Linked DNA regions of Mus musculus: region 2 is linked to region 1. The links are chromatin loops, found by intact Hi-C in ENCODE. Cell type or tissue: left cerebral cortex. All regions are shown on one strand. Links, peaks and the distances in the headings refer to the core of each region. The heading gives the core; the rest is flanking DNA.

Region 1 (2,906 bases), core at 290-2,789:
CATCTCCCCAGCCCCATACTCCTCACCCTTGCTTTGATGGTCATCAAGCCCTTGGTAGTGGTCACCTGACTCTAAGTCCTAGTCTCTTTGCAGTAGGGTTCTCCCTTCCGTTGAATGCACTGCGTGGATTTTCCCTGTTTTCCCGCGGTTGGACTCCAGGGCCTTGTGCATAAGAGGCAAGCACTCCAACTCCGAGACACTGCCCTCGATGGCTGGCTCTGAATCAGATCGATAACCAAATACAGGCATCCCCATCTCTAAAAACCTTCTGAGATTGCATCGGAGAGAATGGAAGGCGCCTCCGCCTCCGTAGTTTAAACAGAAGGAGTTTTGCCTAGCAAAGGAGCATTAGCAGCCCTCAAACCTTCGAGACGGGAGAAGCAGGCTGTGAGCTGAGCCTTAGGGAAAACCTCCAGTCCCCAGAATCCTTCTGGGTCCCCTCCACCGTTACCAAGGAAACCAACAAATTGGGAAGCTCCTTAAGCATACCAAGCCAGTAAAAAGAGAAGCGCGCACCCCATTTCTCTTCCTATTTAAACTCTTTCCAAGCCCAGTCCTGTTCGTGTGACTCTGGTTGGGGAAGACTGAATCGCATCTGAAAGTCTTCCTTGCAAGAGGGTTATAGGGAAATTGGTTTTCTTTTCCTGGCTTCTTGGTATAAAAAGGCACGCGTGAAGGAGGTTGGAATAAATGTTGAACAAGAGAGCGCGCCGCATCCTCCTCGCCGCTAATCTCTCCACATCTGAGCGGTTCTTTTCTTGAAAGCCTCAGTCAGAAACCGGCTTTGAGCTCACTGAGAGGACGTTTGTCTGTTCAGCTCCACCGGGGGCTTACGGAGTGCGCTTGTTGGGTGGGTGGGGGCGGGGGCTGTTTAAAGCTGCCGCTGAGATGAAGGAAGCTGGGCGTGCTTCCTGCTGGAGTTCCTGGGCTACAAAGGGGCACAAATAAATAGAAAAGAAGCAAAGAAAACAGCAGGAGACAGTACTGTGGGAGGATGGGAGACAGCTCCGTGCAGGGAGTGCTTCCTACAGGCGCCAGCTGAGTTGAGTTCCGAGCCCCAGCTCTGTAAAAGTAAAAGGCAGGGCGGGTGTGACAACGCAAACTCCGAATCCCAGCTCTGGGGAGACTAAGATAGGAGAATCCTTGGGGCATAATGAGCAGCCTGCCTGACTAAACCAGTGAGTTCCAGGTTGAGCGGAAAGACCCTGTCTCAAAACTAGAGCCAGAGAGATGACTCGGTGGTTAAGTGCCCTGGCTGCTCTTGTACCCGACTCCGGTTCAGTTTCCAGCACCCACAGCGCAGCTCACAACCATCTGTAACTCCAGTTCCCGGGGATCCAACGCCCTCCTCTGGCCTCTAGAGGTACTGCACGCACGCGGTACACTGATATCCAGGCCAGTCAAAACACCACAGGCATGAAATAGTCTCTGCTATGGAGATCTCCCGTTTACTTCCAAAGCTTAAGACAGGGTTTCCGGGTCTGAACAGCCCAGCCCACAGGGGTGGCTATGAACCTCATCCAAGCCCACATCCTCCTGCCAAGTAAGGAGGGCTGCATCGTTCCCAGGACAGGCCCAGGTCATAGAGAGCAGGATTGCTGTCCTTCCCTGTCACAGGTCTGCCTCCTTGCTGAGGTAACTCAAGGTCTTGAAGTTCTGAGTCCCTGTTTGGCATTGCACAACAGCATCTTTATCCCAGCCTTGGGGGAAGTCCAGAGTCTCCTTGGCCGCTTCTACCTCCTCCATTCAAGGTGTGTCTGTCCTCTTTCTCATCAGAGCCCCAGCACAGTGGCTGCTAAACTTGGAGCTTTCTTTTGTTTGGGGAAGGGGACAGTGAACAAATGGTGTGTGTATATGCGTGCCCACACACGTGTGCATGAGTGTGCATGTGTGTCTGAGTGCGTTCATGTGTGTACATATGTGAGTGTGACTGTGTGCATGTCTGTGTATGTCTCTGTAAGTGTCTGTGTTTGTTCGTGCTTATGTGCATGCGTGTGTGTGTGTGTGTGTGTGTGTATGTGCATGTGAGTGTGTGCATTTGAATGTGCTTGTGTGTGTGTGTCTGTTTGTCTCTGTGTGTTCCTGTTTGTAGACTGGTATGTGTGCAGGGGTGTGTGTGTGTGTGTGTGAACATTCAAGGAGGCCAAATATAGATATCAAATGTCTTTCCTGACTTGTTCACCCTATTTTTTAGGACGAGGGACTTGAAGCTTGAGAATCTGACTCTGCTGGCTGACCAGCAAGCCCCTGCCTCAGTATCCCCAGCACCAGGACTATAGGCATGCACTGTAGGGCGCAGCTTTTGTGCATGTCCTGAAGATGGGAACTCAGAGCCTCCTAGTTGCAAGGGAAGTACTTCACCGACAGAACCAGCTCCAGGCTGTTTCATTCTGTGTTGAGACTGTGTTAACTTGGACACCCAAACTAGACAAGGCCAGTGAAAGATGCTGATTTAATTTAAGCTCATACTTCTACGTGGGTCCCAGTATTCCAGATAAAATACCAACAAATTGCGGGAGCTGGAGACATGGCTCGGATGGCAGCGTGCCTTCTGTACAGACATGAGGACCTGAGTTCCATCCCCAGCACTTGCATAATGGTGTACACATACACACACACACACACCTACACACTCACACACCTATACTTTCACACACACACACCTACATACTCACCCAGACACCCCCACACACACCTACACACATACAGATACACACCTACACATTCACGCATAGCTACACATACCTACACATACACAGACACACACCTACACACACACACCTATACATTCACACACACCTACACATAAACACACCTACACACTCACACACACACCTACAAACTCACACACTCACTCACACCTACACACTCACACACACCTACACACACAAAGACACACACCTACA
Region 2 (2,906 bases), core at 156-2,655, 110 kb before region 1:
TGGGTGGGAGTGACCGTGTCCCTACTGACTGGGAAGCCCAGGCTCTTCTGAGAGTCCCTCAGGAAGGTAAACCATCCCACCGTTAGCTTTTCCTCTTGTCCTGCTTGCAACTGTAGGTTTATTTCAAACGGGACGGGGAGCCGATAGATGCCGTGCCCCTGACAGAACTGCCAGCAGCCAGCTCTGGCCCAGTCCAGGACAGCAGGCCCTTCCGAAGCCTTCTGCACCGAGACGTGGATGATACCAAAATGCAAAAGTCACTGTCCCTTCTGGACACTGAATACCGGGCTGGACGTCCCTACACGGAGCGCCCCGCGCGCAGCCTGACCCAGGACCCCAGCCTCTTCGTGCAGCCCACCACGGAAAACATCCCAGAGACAGTGGTGAGCCGAGAGTTCCCCCGTTGGGTACACAGCGCCGAGCCGGTCTACTTCCTGCGCCACAGCCGCACCCCAGGCAGCGATGGCACGGTGGAGGTGCGGGCCCTGCTCACCTGGACCCTCAACCCGCAGATCGACAATGAGGCCCTCTTCAGCTGTGAGGTCAAGCACCCAGCGCTGTCCATGCCCATGCAGGCGGAGGTCACGCTGGGTAAGACCTGGCAGGCTCTGCTGCAGCCCATAAGAGGTTGTAGTTCGGCAACAGGGGTGGTGGGGGGCACGGGCTGCTGGAAGCCAGGGGGAGGGAAGCAGATGGAGTCAGGTCACCTCGGAGGAGAGACAAGGGTCTTTGGTGAGGTTGTTGGTTGGACTGGAGAAAATGGAAATCCCTTGGTCATCGAGGTGTTTGTTGAGGTCAAGCGCATGGGTGTTTAGAGGGCATTTGCTCATCACAGATAGAAGCCTGACTTGTAGTCTCATTACAGATAAGCAAAACTGAGACTGCAATTAGTGATCTGGCCCTGAGCTGCTAGGTTCTGCACAGCAGAGCTGTGCTAATAAGCCCCATCTACTGACACCATAAGGCCGGGTGCTCCTGTCTGGCTTTGAGCCAGCTCCTAGAAGACCCTTCCAAACCAATGCAGACTTCTACAGCTCTCACAGAACATCAGAAGAGCTGTTTCCTGGGTGCCTGTCTGCCACGTGCTGCCTGCTTCCTGTCTGTTAGTTCAGCAGGTGTTTGTGAAGCAAGTCGTGGGCTTTGGATGGTCACACTCTAACCCTGGGGGAGGTGAGGACATGCTGGATAGCCAGGACTCCTGAGGTGAGAGGGAGAGCCTGGGCTAACTTCTCTTTCTGCCTAGCCTGTCCCAAGCCTCTGTTTTCTGGCCTGTTGTATGTGGCAAGTGACAGGCCAGCCAACACGGGCCAGCCACAAGCGGGGAGTCCAGCTTGAACCCTTGCAGTACCCATAGTGGCCACTGGGGGCGATGTTCTTATTCCCGTTCTTTTGGTGAGGGACTTGGGTTCTACATGCTAGGTCATTTAGCCGGTACATTGTGTCCCAGTCCTTAGTGTTGCCCAGCTGACGGCTGCAGTTAAGACACATTGAATCACGAGTATGGCCTGCACAGTGACAAACCCTGCACTCTGAGAAAGGCCATGGGATGAACGGAGTGGTATTGGGGCACAGAGTTCAAACACCCAGCAAGGACTTTGAAGCCAGGCCACCTGTGGTTGGACTTGTCTTCTGCAGGAGACCTTGATCTCACCTGCATTCATTTTTCAGGGATGCCTTGTGTGGCTCACGTGCTGCTTCCTCCAGGAAGCCTTGCCGGTCCGGTTGACTGTATCTCTTTAAAGCCCCTCTTCCTGGGTTTGTGTCTGTCTGGTAGGCAGTCTTGAAAGTCACCTCAGAGGTGACAGTGCTGTCTTTGCACTGGTCAAGCCGTTAGCCTCAGGGCTACTCGTGATCTCCTCATGTCCAGGTTCACACGCACCTCAGAAGGCTTCCGGGGCCTGCCCTTCTCCGTCTTTCCCAGCAACCCATTCAAGCACTCCGCATCTCCCCCTGGAGTGCAACATGGCCTCCAAACTGGTCTACTTGCTTCTGGTCCCCCCCCCCATGCTGTTTTGCATCCCAACCGATCTACTTACAATATAAATCAGCCCCAAACTCAGATAAACAGCTGCCCAGACCCTGCAGTGTAGACGCCAGGCTGACGCAGAGAAGAGAGGCCAGAAACAGACCTGCAGGTAAAGTCAATTGATTTTGATGGAGACCCTGAGGCTGTTCGGAGAGTAAAGAGAAGACCTCTAACACATGGTGGTGAGGAACAAGGGAGTGCAAGTGTGGAGGAGGTGGGCCTGGCCCCTGCCTGGCACTCACACAGGTTAACCGGAGATGATTGATAGACCCCAGTGTAAAAGCCAGCGTCATGAAGCTTCCAGAACAAAATGAAGAGAAATGTCTTTATGGAGCCAAGGAAGCCAGCATCCCTTAAAGCAGCCATTTTGTTTGGCTTGTAAGAAGCCCTCTTTAAGAGAGTGGAAAGTTAAGGTGTAGAAGTGTGTGGGGGGTGGGGTGGGGTGGGTGTATTCTCAGTTCTCTGTGAAACACTGGTATCCAGGATGCAAAAAAAACCAAGCAAACAACAAAACAAAACCAAAAAACTAACCCAGCTAAGCCAGGCGTGATGGTACAAGGCTGTCATCTCAACTTTCGGGAGGTGGGGACAGGAGGCTCAGAAGTTCAAGGTCACTCTTGGCTCCCTGGGTAGTTTGAGGTCAGTCTGCACTGACTGCCTGCCGGCCACAAGTCCCAGACTGTCATAAGTGTGTCTCAGAAACCAAGGGGGAGGAGCCGCTACTCGATACCTGAGAGACAAGCAGTATTGGTTGTCAGTGATGGAGAGCAAACCCAGGGCCTAACGTGCTAGGCAAGTGCTTTGTCACGGACTGAGCCACACCTCCGGCCCATGATTTCCTGCTTCTAAAAATCACGCATGGATGGATTAAAACACGGTG

The links. Peaks named below come from ENCODE experiments on the same cell type or tissue, not always from the same donor. Only the 100,000 strongest peaks of a DNase experiment are listed, where the experiment ranks them.
Region 2: it touches region 1 in a loop (2.6-fold over the local background); 4 of 42 quality-filtered maps call a loop at or near these places.

What each region holds. Positions count from the first base shown.
Region 1 is chr4:139,923,901-139,926,806 of GRCm38, reverse strand. All of the region lies in intron 3 of Gm1667 (a long non-coding RNA gene), which reads right to left. 4933427I22Rik (RIKEN cDNA 4933427I22 gene) reads left to right here. Exons shown (of 3, transcript NR_045159.1): 3 at 1-696. Among named protein-coding and RNA genes, the nearest start is that of Gm1667, 15 kb to the right of the region's middle. In left cerebral cortex, for the core only: a CTCF peak has its summit at 1,352 (motif pointing left); DNase peaks (open chromatin) are centred at 459 and 994; H3K4me3 peaks cover 802 bases; H3K27ac peaks cover 1,172 bases.
Region 2 is chr4:140,032,036-140,034,941 of GRCm38, reverse strand. Igsf21 (immunoglobulin superfamily, member 21) reads left to right here. Exons shown (of 10, transcript NM_198610.2): 6 at 117-591. Among named protein-coding and RNA genes, the nearest start is that of Gm52685, 37 kb to the left of the region's middle. In left cerebral cortex, for the core only: a CTCF peak has its summit at 1,354; a DNase peak (open chromatin) is centred at 1,352.